Regions from separate parts of the Homo sapiens genome. Here regions 1 and 3 are each linked to region 2. Evidence: chromatin contacts called from ENCODE Hi-C or POLR2A ChIA-PET data. All regions are on one chromosome and are shown on one strand. Each heading gives the region's core, a stretch centred on a gene start or an enhancer-like site at or near the end of the contact. The rest is flanking DNA. Distances are from core to core; before and after follow the strand shown.

Region 1 (2,700 bases), core at 30-2,529, 180 kb before region 2:
TAAATGAAATATGACACGTGACAATGAAACAGAATTGTCTTTATGAGATTTATGTCTTCTCTTAGCCAGAGATTAGCCAAGCATTTGTTCCTTAAAAATGAAAAGTCATGATGCCTGTGTAGTGAGCCATCTGCTGCTCAGCAGACTGCATAAGAGACTTGCCAGCCACTTCTGCTTTTATATTTATGAACTGACGTTCACTTCTTAGATGGTAGGAATTAATCCAGTGGGACTCTACTTTGAAAGTAAGTTTCTTATGGGAATTTACCTGCAGGCTTGGCAGGCGAACCCTTTGGGCAGAATAGTGACTCCCAAGCACCATGGCATGTTTGTTTTCGAGAGTTTTTGTGTCCCTCCTCTGGTTCTTCTTCCTGGGAGCACCACCTCCATGCTCATATGCATTGACATAGAAGTCCTTTCACCACTGAATGTAAAGAGCCAGCCTAAAAATGAGAAATTAATTTACCTTCGCCCCAGGGTAGCTTAGAGACAGCTTTTAAATTTTGATGTTAAAAAGCACTTGGAAAGACAGTTCATTTTGGAGCCTGCGGAAGGAATTACTTTAGTTAAGGGCTTAACGTAAACCTAAGTAGCAGACCATTAGGCAGAGGTCTACATTTGGCATTGAAACTTAAATTTCAATACTATAATGAAAATTTCCACCATAAAAGAGACTCGGGTGTCTGATTTTCATCGTTATGCAATTTTCAGCTCATAATCTCAGAATCCGTAAATGCCTTTAGGATCTAATTTGCAAAGAGAATTACGTATTGCAAGGAGCCATGTAAAGTATATAACTAGTTCTGTGGAAAGCAAAGCTGTGAGTGACATCTAATTAGGCTACAATATCAATGTGCTTTGGCTCTGGCACTCATCTGTCATTACTTTGAACAAGCCATTTGACCTTTATATTATATGTAGGGACCATACCTCTTCATTTGCCTGTTAGTTCTGTTGCCCTGGTATAAATTTAATTGCGCCTTTCTGCTTCAATGTGCTGGTTTGGGTGATAAGTTATATGATCACTCACTATATACAATCTAGAATAAATGATAACACTTCATCATATTAGTTTCCCAAGTGTCTTTTTCACTAAGTTGATCATCTGTGGACCAAGGACCATCTAGTTGGCCTCTCAGAATAGTGTTTGGCTTTTGTTTGCTACATAGTGCTTGTCAAATGAAGGAATCAGCTTCTCAGGCTGCATCACGAGCCTGTAGGATTTGGATCCGTGAAATGTATGTGAGATCACCAAGCATAATGCTCCCCAGTGAAAACAGGACTCATCGAATGCCAAGACGCTCAGTCATGGTTGATTACCAGACCACAGAAAACCTGGCAGAGCTGGCACGTCAGTAGCAGACACGTACATGTATTTGATATGCATGCTCACCCATAGCTGCCTTGGAGACAAGGTGCTGTCGGCAGACCAGAAGTTGGGAAAAATTTCTGATAGGCTTAGGATCTGGCTGGCACTGCTGTCAGGAATAACAATAATACTACAAAATATATTTATAGTGCTTTTCAGTTTTCAGAGCCACTTGAAACAGTTTGCAGAGTGTTTCATTTGATTTTGGCACTAACCCAAATCATAGCACTTGGCATACTGTACTATAGTTGCCCATTTTCTTCTCTGATTCCTGCTCTAAGCTGTAACGTAGGTCAGGCCCACACCTGTTTCTTGTTCACTATTGTTTCCCCAGCACTTGAGGGTGCTCTTTCCAGGTGTGTGATAAATACGGATGGAAAGCATGATGAGTGCAGGGCAACTACTATCTCCTACATTTTCTAAATGAGGGACACTGAGGCTCAGAGGGCATAAGTGGCCTGTTCAAGTCTGTGTGGCAGTCCTTTTTTTTTTTTTTTTTTTTTTTTTTTTTTGAGACAGCATCTCACTCTGTCACCTGGGCTGGAGTGCAGTGGTGTAATCTCTGTTCACTACAACCTCCGCTTCCCAGGCTCAAATGATTCTCCTGCCTCAGCCTCCCAAGTAGCTGGGATTATAGGTGCATGCCACCATGCCCGGCTAATTTTTGTATTTTCAGTAGAGATGGGATTTCACTATGTTGGCCAGGCTGGTCTCAAACTCCTGACCTCAAGTGATCTGCCCACCTCAGCCTCCCAAAGTGCTGAGATTACAGGCGTGAGCCACCGTGCCCAGCCTGTGTGGCAGTCTTAACCTGTAAGCTCCTGTTCAAGCCTGGACCTTTGGATTCAAAGTTCAGTGCTCTTTCTGTTGAATCAGTACCCAGAAGAAGGAGCATTGTGTTCATTGTATGAGGGTGACAACTTTGCAAGAAACATAGAAAGATGGGAGACTGCAGTTCCTTCCACATGGGATTTGCTTCCCCTACCTACACTTGCTAACATCTGCTGTTTCTTTTAGGATCCACTGAGTCCTCCTCCAGGGAGCCTTCCCTGCTGCCCTGCCCCTTGACTGGCTTAGGTGCCACTATTCAGCGCTACTACAATAGCTGGTGCTCATTTCTGTCGTTGTACTTAACAACAGCTGCTGCTGCCCATGGGGGCTCCCTTGGTGCCAGACACTGAGCTGAGAGCTTCACATTTCCTCACGATTGCCCCAGGAGGGAGGCTGTTCATACTTCGTTTTTCAAGTGGGAAACTGAGGTTCAGGAAAGTCATCTAACTTGTACAAGGTCACCCAGCTTGTAAGTGGTTGACCTAGAAATCATCTGACTC
Region 2 (2,700 bases), core at 124-2,623:
GAATGGCCAGTTGGAAGAGCAGTCAGATCATGCGCAATATTTATCAATTAAGTACGGTGCCTTATACAGGTGAGGTTTATGGTGCCTGAAAACAATTAAAATAGTAACATCAGGCTGGCACGGTAATCCCAGCACTTTGGGAGGCCAAGGTGAGCGGATCACCTGAGGTCAGGAGTTCGAGACCAGCCTGGCCAACATGGGGAATCCCCATCTCTACTAAAAATACAAAAATTAGCCAGGCGTGGTGGCACACGCCTGTAGGCCCGGCTACTGGGGAGGCTGAGGCAGGAGGATTGCTTGAACCTGGGAGGCAGAGGTTGCTGTGAGCCAAGATTGAACCACTGCACTCCAGCCTGGGTGACAGAGCAAAAGTCCGTCTCAAAAAAAAAAAAAAAAAGAAAAAATCAAAGATCACTGATCACTGGTCGTAACAGATACAAAAATGATGAAAAAGTTTGATATATTGAGAGAATTACCAAAATGTGACACAGAGACACAAAATGAGCACAAGCTGTTGGAAAAATGGCACTGACAGACTCGCTTAATATAGGGTTGCCACAAACCTTCAATTTGTAAGTGAAACAAAACAAAATAAACACGCAATATTTGGGAAGTACAATAAAACAAGGTATGCTTATATCTAAATATGACAGAATACCCCTATAATGGCCACAGCTATTATGTTATCAATTGTTCTTAGAAGCAATACCAGAAACATTTGGAGGGCTTTACTAAAATTCAGATACCCAACCCCAAAATTCTAATTTAGGAAATCTGGTATACAGCCTTGGAATTTGCCAGGTGATTCTTACTTGATACTTAGCCACTTGGGCTGAGGTGGGAGGACAGTCTGAGCCCAGGAGTTCAAGAATACAGTGAGCTAGGATCATGCCACTGTGCTCCAGCCTGGGTGACAGAGCAAGACCCTGTCTTTAAAAAATAATAAATAAATAAATAAATACATCTAATGGGGGAAAAACTCCAAAACTCTTGGTTTCTAAATATCATATAACATTTTCCCCCCAAATAGTGATGGTCAGTAAATTAAATACATTGAAAGTAGGGCAGAGAAACTCCCAAATGTGATCCTAAATAAATCAACATAAGGAGCAAGCCAATTTGAGAAATTCCGTTTAACTATAAAACCACCCTTTAAAAACTTCTCATTATCATGTTAAAGGTATTCAGATTCAATGAAACAGTACTAATAACTTCCAGGCCATTCCTAAAAGATCTTATAAGCCCTAAAAGACCTTATGAAATACTTAATAATTAGTACAGTTGTGCCTTTAATGTTTAAAAGAGGCAGAGACAAACAAGTTAAAAGGCATTTTCCTAACCCTGACTGTGAGTCACAAGCTTGATGCTGCCTGAAGCCAACTGGCATGGTGCCCATTTACAGTAAGTTGTTTACTCCCTGTCTACCAATCACACCACAGAGAAGGAATGCCTAGAGACATAGAGTGTCTTTTCAAGATAGATCAACAGAGAAAGAGGAATTTATAAGTTTATTAAATTGTTACAGATACTGTTTTTAATATTGCTCCAAAATATTCCAATCCACTTTCCATAATCTCAGCATTTTTAAACCAAATAACTAGCCCTCAATAGACAAACTTACAGTAATAGTTTATCAGTGGAATGGGTAGTATCCTCTCATCAGTTTAAATATCTTTTAAATAAAATTTTTAAAGGACACAATATCGATCTTAAAATGGATTTGAACTTAAGCCAATTAGACTGAAGTTGATTTAAATTGTTTTAAATAACCAATTTTTAGCATAAAGACTGAGAGCTTAATATTAATATTAATATTAAGAAATGGAGCATCCAGAGAAATAGAAAATAGAAAAAATGAACCCTGATTATCAAGAGAAAAATGGGTGGGAAGTATCTGTCTAGTATATCAACAATTTCACTTAATTCCCAAGCCCAAATAGCAGAGCAAATCACTCCAGTAACAATATTTAATACTTTCTTTGGACCCTCAGAGCTAGTCTGGACTGTCCCTTTCCTCCACTGCCCTGTTTTTAGTACATTATGCCCAATAATTTTGGAGTTTTGGTTCCTGCAATCTTTTGATCCTATAGTGATATTTCTGCTGCTGCTTCTTTTACTTTTCTGTTTCTCACAATTTGTATTTCTCAAAAAAAAAAACACACGCAAATGTTGTCACATTATTAAATTACTAAATTATCCTATACTTCTTTATAAACATATACTTTTTGCTGAAAAAGCTCAGTGCTAATGATCATCAGATGTACGTTACTTTTCCTTTTAAGAGCCCAAATGAGAAAGAATATACACACAGAATACTAGGATTAGTTTACAGGTCAGAGTACACACGTTATTTCTAAGATCTTACTAGGTGCAAGATTTAAGTTAGACTTCAGTCAATAGGTAAATAAATAAAATCAAATTCTATCTTTGTCCCAATAGTTAGTACCTGGAAAGGTGCTGGATTCATGACCTTGGAAATTGTATAGTTTATAAACAGAATTTCGAAATAATGCTGAGGCAGCAGTGGTACTTCCTCACCTCTTCAGTGCTTGTATTTTAAATCCAAAGGGCTAAAAAAGCATCAACTGTAAATAGGTTGAAAGTTACATATTTATAACGTATTGCTAGTGTATTTGCCACAGGAAAGCAAGTTTGTCAACATGGTAAATAGCTTGAAAAAAGATTATGCACAAAGAAAAT
Region 3 (2,700 bases), core at 44-2,543, 240 kb after region 2:
TGGAGCTATAAAATGATTGTTTCACTTCATCTGTTAGGTTAGGCAACATGTGGAGGTCATTGTTTCAAACAATTGAACAAAATTTCAAAGTTTTGTCTTTGTTCATTAAAGAAAATGTATATGACAAATCAAAGGTGTGTTTTATGGATTGTAGATTTAGGGTGATATTAAGAGACTTTTAATTTGGAGAATTGGTTCTTTGCAAAATAAGAAGGACTGGATATAATACAACCAGCTGGATATGGTGCAGGTGTGCTTGATTCATCTTCAATGGGCGTCAGCAAAGTAGTGGCTAAGACCTTGAACTTGGAGTCAAGATGGGCCACCCTTTATTTGCTGTGAATGTTGGCAAAGCTATGTCTCATTTTCTTCATCCATGAGTTGAGAATAATAATGGTAACTCTTCCATGGTTCTGAGGATTAATTAACACAGGTAATATATGTGGTGCCTAGCACATGGTAAGTACATGTTATTAATATCCATTTCTAAGGCTCCTTGGTGACAGTTTCGACCATCCTAGATATTTTAGTGAAGCTACTGTATGTATATGGATATTTGTCTCTCTGGTTGATTTTTCTAACGTTGGTTAAAAATGTATCCAGAAGAAGAAATAAAAATAACAATCATCCTCCAGTTTTAAAAGCAGATGAGTTCTTGAGAAGAGGGCAAATGAGTCTGTATATGGAGCACAGGCCCAGCCACTTTTACATTTTATTTGTTTATTTTAAAAAAGACCACATTTCGCTTTGTTGCCCAGGCTGGAGTGCAGTGGTGCAATCACAGCTGACTGTAATCTTGAACTCCTGGGATCAAGCAGTCCTCTCACCTTGGCCTCCTGAATTATTGGGATTACAGGCATGAGCCAACATGTCTGGCTGACCCAGCTACTTTAGAGATCAATAGTGATCTCCCATCTGCTCCCCCACAGGCATAACCAACAATCTCATGCTGAGAACTGATGCTTCTCTCTGCCTTTGCACATTGTAAACATGGTGCATTTGCTGCATTTTCCTATGATCTTCTGCTAAACTCAGGCCTTTTATTTACAGACAAACGGTGCGACTTTTACACAGGCATCATGGGAGTAAGCCCAAGATATTTTCTCACACTTGATTCCAGGCATGTGGGGTTTGGTTTCTTGATCAAATATCTGTGTTTGCTCTGTTTACAAGTATCTGATGAGCAAAACCAACAGAGGTGCTCCAGACAGGCTGGCTGTGCTGATCCCTTGGAAAAGAATTAAACAAAACCCAGTCTTTGTGTGAGTACTGTCCTAGCGTGCTGACTGATCTATTTGCTGATTAAATTCTTAACCTGTACCTATTTGATGCTTACGTCAGTTTTGCGTCTTTGAACCCTAATTTTGCAGTGCTTTAGTGACCAATTTATTTTTTTCAGTAAACTGCATAAATGACTCATCAGCAGGAAATGTGAATAAATAGTCAACTTAACTGAAAATACAAATAAACATATCTTTCTTTTGTGAGGAGGATTTGCTTAAAGGGGAAAAAAACCTTGGGAGGATGGACTATAGTTCCTAAGAGGGCATAATCTTCTGCTTTTTCTGTGGGATTCTAGCCCCCTTTTCTGGGCAGGGATGGCATGAGCCCAGCTACTAAGGAGATATCTGTCCACATGACATTTATTAGTTTAGAAGTGGTAGCCTCTTCATCAGGAATTTAAGTAATTTTTAAAGAGTTACCTGATGAGTGCATACATGTATGTGTACGTGCATGTGTACGCGTGTGTGTGTGTGTGTGTGTGTGTGTGTGTGTGTTTTCTGGAATCCCTGTAAGTCATCTTTCTGGTCACTCATGTAGCCAGTGCTATGACCTCATATAATTGGAACTCTAATTCTACTGCCTACTAAACAGTCAATAATATTGAGCACTATTAAACATCTCATGAAAGAATAGCATTAGAATTAGCACCCAGATGGCATCATAACCATATGGGCACAATAATGTGGATATAAAGACATTTTCTTGATTACCATATCCACAGGACCTTTGATTCTGGAATTCTACATGGGATTCCTAATTTCCATGTAAATAGTTTTGTTAGCATGGCAATCACAGGCAGTCATTACAAGAACCTGTCTTGTATCTCTTAACTGAGATGAAAGAGAGGCAAAACGGAGGTGGTGATGAAAGCATTGCATAAAGAGTGACTTTCCATATTTCATGTCTGGATTAAATCCAAGTTTCAAAGTTCAGGAGGCCCCCTGAGCATGCTGGATACTTTCACTGATGACTCATGAGAGGTGTACATATTTTTCTCCCTTTGTTCAAGCGTGGTGACCAACTCCCTCTGCCCTCCCATTCTTATCTCCTTGTAAGTGCCCTAGGTGAGTATTTCCCCATCCTTCCCATCCTGTGATATGCCTGGGAACTTGCTGAGACACCACACTAGAAGAAAGGGTGAATCTCCCAGGGACTTTCACGCCATTATGACTTTTTCTATTTTTGTATGGAAAATATGAACCTCTAATGTTCTGATACTGGAAATCCAGAAGCTGGGCAAGTAACAGGTAAAATTCAAGGCAACATAGTATCCAGCCACAATGAAACTGAAAGAATATGGATAGGCTTGTACATGGTTTTGTTTTAAAGTAGTTCTAAATACTAAAGTTACAAATATTTTAAATTTACACATAAATACATAGAATTCTAATGATGGTTACAATCATTTAATAATAA

What was found. Hi-C counts contacts between places; a loop is a spot of excess contacts on that map. ChIA-PET counts read pairs that join two places held with the same protein, here RNA polymerase II (POLR2A). Pooled maps may share reads with other maps.
Region 1: a loop to region 2 is called in a map with no recorded cell type, with 2.0 times the contacts of the local background. The contact joins two enhancer-like sites. A Hi-C loop is called at or near these places in 1 of 168 maps with a recorded cell type or tissue (naive thymus-derived CD4-positive, alpha-beta T cell), 5 of 37 single-sample maps with no recorded cell type and 10 of 50 pooled maps. POLR2A ChIA-PET finds 5 or more read pairs at or near these places in 2 of 52 experiments (T-cell and activated naive CD8-positive, alpha-beta T cell).
Region 3: a loop to region 2 is called in a pooled map, with 2.3 times the contacts of the local background. The contact joins two enhancer-like sites. A Hi-C loop is called at or near these places in 1 of 37 single-sample maps with no recorded cell type and 9 of 50 pooled maps. POLR2A ChIA-PET finds 5 or more read pairs at or near these places in 1 of 52 experiments (A549).

The regions. Positions count from the first base shown.
Region 1 is chr5:143,176,137-143,178,836 of GRCh38, forward strand. The region is part of intron 20 of ARHGAP26 (Rho GTPase activating protein 26); the gene reads left to right. Among named protein-coding and RNA genes, the nearest start is that of ARHGAP26-IT1, 15 kb to the right of the region's middle. Within about 2 kb of position 1,280, at least 8 of the 41 ENCODE cell types and tissues checked have a DNase peak (open chromatin) inside an H3K27ac peak, as active enhancers do.
Region 2 is chr5:143,354,543-143,357,242 of GRCh38, forward strand. The region is part of intron 2 of NR3C1 (nuclear receptor subfamily 3 group C member 1); the gene reads right to left. Among named protein-coding and RNA genes, the nearest start is that of NR3C1, 48 kb to the right of the region's middle. Within about 2 kb of position 1,374, at least 19 of the 41 ENCODE cell types and tissues checked have a DNase peak (open chromatin) inside an H3K27ac peak, as active enhancers do.
Region 3 is chr5:143,594,183-143,596,882 of GRCh38, forward strand. The region is part of intron 3 of LOC105378209 (a long non-coding RNA gene); the gene reads left to right. Among named protein-coding and RNA genes, the nearest start is that of MIR5197, 84 kb to the right of the region's middle. RefSeq lists enhancers at 1,059-2,258, 2,022-2,316, 2,137-2,281 and a cis regulatory region at 2,203-2,216. Within about 2 kb of position 1,294, at least 9 of the 41 ENCODE cell types and tissues checked have a DNase peak (open chromatin) inside an H3K27ac peak, as active enhancers do.